Regions from separate parts of the Homo sapiens genome. Here regions 2 and 3 are each linked to region 1. The links are chromatin contacts, found by Hi-C or POLR2A ChIA-PET in ENCODE. All regions are on one chromosome and are shown on one strand. Each heading gives the region's core, a stretch centred on a gene start or an enhancer-like site at or near the end of the contact. The rest is flanking DNA. Distances are from core to core; before and after follow the strand shown. Region 1 overlaps KSR2 (kinase suppressor of ras 2). Region 2 has its middle 80 kb from the start of NOS1. Region 3 overlaps KSR2 (kinase suppressor of ras 2).

Evidence for each region. Hi-C counts contacts between places; a loop is a spot of excess contacts on that map. ChIA-PET counts read pairs that join two places held with the same protein, here RNA polymerase II (POLR2A). Pooled maps may share reads with other maps.
Region 2: a loop to region 1 is called in a map of gastrocnemius medialis, with 4 times the contacts of the local background. The contact joins two enhancer-like sites. A Hi-C loop is called at or near these places in 2 of 168 maps with a recorded cell type or tissue (PC-3 and gastrocnemius medialis) and 4 of 50 pooled maps. POLR2A ChIA-PET finds 5 or more read pairs at or near these places in 1 of 52 experiments (H1).
Region 3: a map of gastrocnemius medialis shows a loop between it and region 1 (8-fold over the local background). The contact joins two enhancer-like sites. A Hi-C loop is called at or near these places in 3 of 168 maps with a recorded cell type or tissue (breast epithelium, gastrocnemius medialis and psoas muscle) and 2 of 50 pooled maps.

Annotation. Positions count from the first base shown.
Region 1 is chr12:117,485,980-117,488,851 of GRCh38, forward strand. The region is part of intron 14 of KSR2 (kinase suppressor of ras 2); the gene reads right to left. Among named protein-coding and RNA genes, the nearest start is that of NOS1, 130 kb to the left of the region's middle. Within about 2 kb of position 1,522, at least 5 of the 41 ENCODE cell types and tissues checked have a DNase peak (open chromatin) inside an H3K27ac peak, as active enhancers do; they include gastrocnemius medialis and psoas muscle, where a contact is called at or near this core.
Region 2 is chr12:117,440,498-117,443,369 of GRCh38, forward strand. No RefSeq gene overlaps it. Among named protein-coding and RNA genes, the nearest start is that of NOS1, 80 kb to the left of the region's middle. Within about 2 kb of position 1,379, at least 4 of the 41 ENCODE cell types and tissues checked have a DNase peak (open chromatin) inside an H3K27ac peak, as active enhancers do; they include gastrocnemius medialis, where a contact is called at or near this core.
Region 3 is chr12:117,532,458-117,535,329 of GRCh38, forward strand. The region is part of intron 10 of KSR2 (kinase suppressor of ras 2); the gene reads right to left. Among named protein-coding and RNA genes, the nearest start is that of NOS1, 170 kb to the left of the region's middle. Within about 2 kb of position 1,379, at least 2 of the 41 ENCODE cell types and tissues checked have a DNase peak (open chromatin) inside an H3K27ac peak, as active enhancers do; they include gastrocnemius medialis and psoas muscle, where a contact is called at or near this core.

The DNA of each region.
Region 1 (2,872 bases), core at 272-2,771:
GGCTCACAGGTGGAAAGCAGCACATAAATCAAAAACTTCTGGGTCCTCAGACGCCACTCAGACAGCATTCTGTTGGCCATTCACACCAGCTGCATGCACTTACCAGGAGTCAGTGTGTGAGGACAGTGATGAAAGACCAGCAGAGTGGTGGCTGATGTGTATTAAGTATCATCAGCAAACGATGCAGTCAATTGTTTGGACAGGGATGTGTAAACACCAGTAATACCACCCCCAAACCAGACGCCTGTCTAGATAAAGAGTTTTTCAAACTATGTTCAGCCTCATTGAGTTCATTTCGAGGACCAGTAGTTTAAGATGAATGACAGGATGAAAAAGGACATTATGCACTGAAAGTAACACCTTCTCATTTAGTTGCCTGTATGCTCATCTGTCCTGTTCCTCCGCAGTGAGCACAATTCCCAGCACGCACAGAGCAGGCACCCACAAGCTGTCACTGAATGAATGAATTCTAGATTCATCATAGCACTCCCAGCCCCTAGCACCGTGACTGGCTCAGAGTATCCAATGTGGGCCAAAAGAAGAAAGAACGTCACTGTGAAAATTAATTTTCCATCTACATCAAAATCACAGTTTGAATTTTCCTCTTTTAACCTGTGATGTTATTGCTAAAATACTCCTGGCATTGTGTTCATTCATTTGGTGTTTACTGAGCCCTTGTTGTGTACTGGGCTTTGCTGAGATTGTATTTCCTGTGGTTGAAGCAAGAGCGCTGGCATCAGAGGGATCTCAGAATCCCAGCTCTGCTCCTTACTTACTGTATGTCTTGAGGTGGGTTACCTCACCTCTCTGGGCCTCAGTTTCCTCATCGATCAAAGGAAACTAATAATACTTAACCCTGTAGTTGAATACGAGGATTGAATGAGATAAAAGAGTTGGAAACAGGCCTTGGCATCCAGTGGGAAGTATAGCACAGTGGTTAGGAGCATGGGGGCTTAGAGTAGGACTAACGGGTTAGAATCCTGATCTGTCATTTAGTGGCTGTGTGACCTTGGGTGGGTGCATTAACCTCTCTGAGCTTCAGTTTTATTATCTGCAAAATGGGGCCAACAGCTGCTGCCTTTCTGGGTTGTCAGGAGAACCACATGAAATCAGGCATGTAAAGGTGTAGGCACCTCTCTATGCCTAGTACATTTCATGGTAACTTTCCATGAGATCACTGGCTATTATAAAAAGTTGTTAAGTGATTAATAAAATAGTAAACAGACACACATACACTTGTACAAATATATATAAGTGATATATCTATACACATATCACAACTGTTTATCTGTCCACCCATCCGTATACTAATCTAAAATGCCACTGATAGCCACCCATGATCTTTGACTAACATTTTTTTCTTCATCTGCTTAAGGCGACAGTCCCCGGGTAGCTGACTCACAGAAAGTCTGATTCACATGTCTGAGGAGGTCACCCAGCCAGTTGGCAGGAGGCAGCCCAGAATGAGTCAGGGCTGACCCTGCATCCCCCAGGTTGCTGTCCCAGGCAGGGCATTTGCTGTGGCTGCTGGAGCAGAGGTGGAGGAAGGGTGGGCAGAGCAGCCAATTACTCCATGTTGACATTTCAATATTTGAGACTGTGGGCAGAGTCCCTCCCCTGGGTACTTAGTTCCTGAACAGCCACCTACACTCATCACAGGCCAGATCCCAGAAAATACCCTCCCCACTGCAGACCGCAGAGCAAATCACCGCCAACAGGCTCCAAGACTCCCTGGACTCTCCTGCTCAGGGTAACTGCAGGAAAGTCTCAAGCTTCAGATTTCCACGCCTTGTCTTCTTTCCCTCCTTACAACCTCTTTCCCTTCAGCAGCTGCTGAAGTCTTTGCTTCTCTCACTCCCGTATGACCTCAAGAGCTTCTGGAGAAACTACCGCACCAGTTTGGCACAGCTACTAAAGTGAAATATACATACAAATAACCCTGATATGGTTTGGCTGTGTCCCCACCCAAATCTCACCTTGAATTGTAATAATCCCCAAGTGTCAAGATCAGGGCCAGGTGGAGATAATTGAATTATGGGGGCAGTTTCCCCCATACTGTTCTCCTGGTATTGAATAAGTCTCATGAGATCTGATGGTTTTATAAAGGGGAGTTCCCCTGCACAAGCGCTCTTGCTTGCCACCATGTAAGACGTGCCTTTGTTTCCCCTTTGCCTCCCATCATAATTGTGAGGCCTCTCCAGCCATGTGGAACTGTGAGTCCATAAAACCTCTTTCCTTTATAAATTACCCAGTCTCCGGTAGGTCTTTATTAGCAGCGTGAAAACGGACTAATACAAATCCACAACCAGCGATTCTTCCTCTAAGTAAGTACCCAACAGATATGAATTCTCATATTCACCCCTACACATGCACTAGAATGTTAAAGCAACCTATCTGTTGAAATCCCAAACTAGAACCAACCTGCAATGGATTGAATGTTTGTGTCCCCAATTCCGTATGTTGAAATCCTAATCCCAACGTGATGGTATTAGGAGGTGAGGCTTTGGAAGATAATTAAGTCATGAGAGCGGAGCCTCATGAATGGGATTAGTGCTCCTTTAAAAGGGACTCCAGCTAGTTCTCTTGCTGTTTCCTTGCCATATGAGGATATAAGGAGAAGTCAAAAGTCTGGAAGACGGCCCTCCCCAGAATCTGCCCATGCTAGCACTGGATCTTTGACTTTTCAGCCTTTGGAACTGTGAGAAATAAATTTCTTTTTTCTTTTTTTTTTTTTTGAGATAGAGTCTCGCTCTGTCATCCAGGCTGGAGTGCAGTGGCGCAATGTTGGCTCACTGCAACCTCTGACTCCTGGGTTCAAGTGATTCTCCTGCCTCAGCCTCCCAAGTAGCTGGGACTACAGGCTCAATTTCTG
Region 2 (2,872 bases), core at 129-2,628, 46 kb before region 1:
GGAGAAAGAGCACTGGACATAGAGTCAGAAAACCTGTGCCCAACTTGCTGTGTGACCTTGAGCAAGTTACTCCACCTCTCTGGGCTTGGCTGCAGCTGCTGTGAACCCCAAATGGGACATCACATGGAAAAGGCTTTGTGACTTGGGTTCACAGGGCAGGATGAGGGAGTACCAAAGTAGCCCCACTCTGCCCTGGGAGCCCTTGCCAAAGGCCCCCAACCCTGTTCTTTGTCTTTACTGCCAGCAGCGGGACTCAGCAGTGAGGAGTACACAGGTTCCGCAAGTGCACAGGGTTCAGATCCTGGCTCTGATTTGAGTCTCACAAACTGCGTGACCTTCAGAAGTCATTTTACTCTCTAGTCTCAATTTCTCCTTTCTAAAAATGTGCTCCCGGGCGCTCCCACCCTGCCTGGGCTGCGTGAAAATAAATGAGATAATACTCAGCACCTGCCTTTTTATTCAACAACATTTATTGAGCACCTACGAGACATGGGTCACTGTGCTGGGGATATAATTTTTACAGGAACAATATTCTTGTAAAAACAGTCAGTTGGCCAGGTGCGGTGGCTCACACACTTTGGGAGGCAGAGGCGGGCAGATCACCTGAGGACAGGAGCTCGAGACCAGCCTGGCCAAGATGGTGAAACCCTATCTCTACTAAAAATACAAAAAAATTAGCCGGACATGGTGGTGGGCACCTGTAATCCCAGCTACTCAAGAGGCTGAGGCAGGAGAATCACTTGAACCTGAGAGGTGGAGGTTGCACTGAGCCAAGAACATGCCGTTGCACTCCAGCCTGGGCAACAAGAGTGAAACTCCGTCTCAAAAAACAAACACACAAACAAAAAAAACCCCAAAAAACCAAAGTCAGTCACTCATGCCCCTGTGGTGGAGACAGACAAATGTAAAACCCCCACAAAAATAAATATTAATTCCTTGTGTTATGTGCTCAGCAAATAGAAGTAGCTATTATTGTTGTTGTTCACGCATTTATTCCACAGAAGAACTCACTGAGCACCTATTATGTGCCAGGTACCCTTCTAAGCATTGGGGATATAGCAGTGACCAATGCAGACATGGCTGTCCACTTTAATAATTAACCGTGACAATAAATAGCAATAATTAGCCATGACAACATATAACAATAATAATTATTATATTACTATTCTCAGGCAATGCAGGTTCTCCCCAACACATTGGATGCCCTGGTTTTCTCACTGGTAGAATTACATACCTGTCTGCTGCCATCTGGCCCTCTGGGAGCTCCAAGCTAGAGCATGGGATTCCAGAATGTTCTTAGGTCTGATCCTCAGTGAAGCTCATGGGCTCTTTTTGGTCTGACTTGCGGGCACTCTGGCAGGCGCTCATCCCCCTGGCATAGACCCAGACCCCACGTGGGTTGGGAGAAGCTGAGCCTGTGACTCAGCCAGCCTGGCTTGTCAAGCAGAGATGAGAAGGGAGCAAGCAGCTGGCTGGGCTGTTAGCCATGGGGCCCTCCCAAGCCAGGCATAGGGCAGGTGCCTGGGGGACAGAGTGGGGCTTTGAGATGACAAGGGAAGGGCTCTAAGCTCAGGTGACTGCACCCTGGTGGTGGTGGCTGTCTCTAGTAAAGATAATTTTTTTTAGAAGGAGTCTCGCTCTGTTGCCCAGGCTGGAGTGCAGTGGCACGATCTCTGCTCACTGCCACCTCTGTCTCCCAGGTTCAAGCAATTCTCCAGCCTCAACCTCCCGAGTAGCTGGGATTACAGGCATGCACCACCATGCCTGGCTAATTTTTTTGTATTTTTCATAGAGACGGGGTTTTGCCATGTTGGCCAGGCTGGTCTCAAACTCCTGACCTCAGGTGATCCACCTGCCTCAGCCTCCCAAAGTACTGGGAATACAGGCATAAGCCACCACGCCTGGCTAAGAATATTCTTATAAGAATCACAGAGTATGCTGCCTTGTGAGCGAATGAGCTTCTCATCAATTAAATAACTCCAGCAGGATGCTATAAAGGGGACTCCAGAATTGCCTGTTCATCTGTCAGATGTATCCACCAGACTGAGCTCTACCTTCTGGGTCTTGTTTACACCATCATACCTCCAGTGTGTGGCACAGAGCACATCACATAGCAGTCGGCAAATATTTCTTATATTCATATATGCACAGATCAGAATGTTCTTTCTGGCTTTGACCACATGAGACTTTGACAACAAGTAGCCCTGCCATTTTATTCATTTGTCTCTTCATTCAACAAATATATCCTGAGCACCTACTATGTGCTGTCTCCTAGGCACTGGGGATATAGTAGTGATCAAGACTGATAAAAATTTCTGCCTTCGTGAAGTCTACCGTCTCACGATTGGAATTTCATTTTTATTTTTTAGAGACGGGGTATTAGTCTGTTCTCACACTGCTCATAAAGACATACCCGAGACTGGGTAATTTAGAAAGGAAAGAGGTTTAATGGACTCACAGTTCCACGTGGCTGGGGAAGCCTCAAAATCATGGTGGAAAGTGAAGGAGGAGCAAAGTCACGTCTGACATGGCGGCAGGCAAGAGAGAGCTTGTGTAGGGGAACTACCATTTATAAAACCAACAGATCTCATGAGACTTATTCACTATCATGAAAACAGCATGGGAAAGACTCACCCCCATGAATCAATGACCCCCCCATCGGGTCCCTCCCACAACATGTGGGAGTTATGGGAGCTACAATTCAAGATGATATTTGGGTGGGGACACGGCCAACCCATATCAGACAGGGTCTTGCTTTGTCACCTAGGCCGGAGCGCAGTAGTGTGGTCATGCCTCACTGCAGCCTCAAACTCCTGGGTGATCCTCCCACCTCAGCCTCCTGAGTAGCTGGGACTATAGGCATGTGCCACCG
Region 3 (2,872 bases), core at 129-2,628, 46 kb after region 1:
TAAGATAATCCTCCCATCTCAAGATCCATAACTTAATCATATCTTCAAAGTTCCTACTGTCCTGTAAAGCAGCATCTTCCCAGATTCTGAGATCAAGACATGGACATCTTTTGCGAATTATTCTACCTACCACAAGCATGAATTAACCTCTGTATTTAGGAAAAAATTTTATAAAAGAAATTTTCTGGACTTCACTGCCAGTTCCCTGACAATTCCTTTTACTTCTAATCTACTCGCCAGAGGCCAGGGGTCTCGGACACTTAAAGGTTTCTAACATTAGCACTTACTCCATTGGGGAATAGTGCCTGGAATAGGGGGCCAAGCGGTGTTGGGGGCAGGGGACACAGAGATTTGTGTCCTTAAGTAAATGAAGAGGGCAGGGATATAGTCAGATGAGTCTGTATTGGTGAATCCACTTTCAGAAACAATTTGATGACATTCAGGGACAAGCCACCACTGGAGTTGCTTTATCAAATATTAGCACAGTAGCTCAGAGCCTAGAGTCTAGAAGCTGATCCTCTAGGGTCAAATCTTTGCTCTGCCCTTGGCTATTTGTAGAAGCTCCAAGTCTCACTGTCCACACGTGTAAAATGAGGATAATAACAGTCCCTTCCTCAAAGGGCAAGGACCATCATTACGAGATAAAAGTGTATTGAAGGTGCTGAATTCATATTAGCTGTGAGATAAATAAACACATTTCTAAGCTCTCTTAACTAATAGACAAGAATGATTTATAGCCACGAGACAATCACATAGTTCCAAGTGCTAATGAAATCTTCTGCTTTGGGGAAGCAGACGGAACACTCTCCCTGAGGTTGAAATGTATTGATAGTTTCTTTCAGGACAGGGAGTAAGTCCTACTATCTCAGGACCTCAAACTCCTGGTTCTGTGCCTTGCACCAGTCAGTGTGCAACACACATTTGTTGAATTAACCAACTCTCTTTATCACAGATGAAACAGCAAAAACCTTGGGCTTAGTCCAATTCCAGATTATATCAAATAGTTGGAGTCCATTTTTGATTCTGGAAAATGGGATGTCCAGGGCAAGAAGCAGCTTATTCAAGGTCACAGAGCAAAGCTTTAAAAGAAAATCACCCTCCATGACTTCAGGGACTGTTTTACTATTAGATAACAGAAGTTTTTTATTACATACAACTACTTTATTAGTCAACAAGGGGCTAAAATTAAAACAGGAAAGACGACCCGAGGCTCTCAAGAGACTTGGCTGATCTTTTCCCTCCACAGCTCTGACAGTGATGGGGGATTCAGTGTCTGCAGAAAAGGTTCACTGACAGCTATGTTCTTTTTGGGCAACGGAGAGCAGGAGCTGCTTCAGAGAGTCCGAGAAGGGACAGGTGTCAGGCAACAGGACACCAGCAAATGCCTCCACACCCGAAGCCAACGCCCTCCTTGACTCCTCCCCATGTGCCATGGAACAACTCGTTCCTGGTGACTGAAAGGGAAACATATGACCAGAAGAGGAAGAAAGACATTGTTGGGAGACCTGTTCTTCCTGCTGATGACAGACACCATCAAGAAGTGGCTCTAAAGAACAACTGGTGACCTTGAGTGGGCTGCTCAGGAGAGCAGAGTGGCTCCGGGCTTTCTGGCATCCAAGATGACTCAGGACCTGGGAGGCTGCAGATGAAGTCAAAGAGACAAGCAGGCCACTCTGAAGCAGCTTCCCCTCTGGAGCCCCCATGCCTACCCTGAGGCCTCCCAAGAGAGCAGCCAGAGTGGTCTTCTAGAAGGAAGGAAGAAAGGTCAAGTCATTCTCTGCCTAAACCTTTCAACTGCATCCCATGGAGTCTCACATAAAATCTAAAATCCTGCCAGGACCAGACCCTGTAGCTCTGAGTCTCTCTGGAGGCCACTTTCCCTTGTTTATGGCACTTGGGCCCCTTCTTGTGGCTGGGCCTTTGCCTTACTTCCCCCACCTGCAAAACTCAGCCATCCAGTGACCCTCCAACCTAAATCTGTTCTCTTGCATTTGCTCAAGGACTCTTAGCCATCTTAGCTAAGAGCAAAGGCTCTTAGCCATCACAGCCTTCATCACAATCTATAATCCTATTTTCATGCATATGTTTATTTGGTTAATACCTTTTTTTCTCACTAAGCTATACTTTTCATGAGAACTGGGGCTGTTGTCGGCAGAATAATGCCTGCCCCTGCCGCTACAACATGTCCAGGTCCTAATCCCTGGAAACTGTGAATCCATTTCATTACATGGCACAAGGGACTCTTTGGATGAGATTACTTAAGGATCTTGAGGTGGGGAGATTATCCTAGATCATCTGGGTGGGCTCAATGTCACCACAAGGGTCCTCAGAAGAGGAAGGCAGGGTCAGAGAAGGAGATGTGATCATGCAAGCAGAGGCCAGAATGAGGAGGGGCGACAAGCAAAGTTATGTGGGCAGCCCCTAGATGCTGGCAAAAGGCAAGGAGATGGATTCTCCCTGAGACCTTCCAGAACAAACCAGCCCTATTGACATCTCGGTTTTTAGCCCAATGAAGCCCGTTTTGGACATCTGGCCTCTAGAACCATAAGATAATAAACCTGTGTGCTTTTAAGCCACAAAGTATGTGGTCATTTGTTACAATAACAATAGGAAGTGAATCCAGGGGCCATGTCTGGTTTGTTCCCTGGTCCAAACCTAGTGCCTAGTACAGTAGCTGGTACACAGTAGATGCGTAATAAATACTGTTAACAAAATGAATGGATGAACACAGTCTGAGGGCCAAGAAGAAAATTTGAAGAGAAAAAACTGCAGCCCTGGGCAGTGCATGAAATTCAGGTCATTCATTCATTCAACAAACATGTAATGAGTGCCTTCAGTTGCAGGCAACATGTTGGGCTTTGAATGTGGAGTG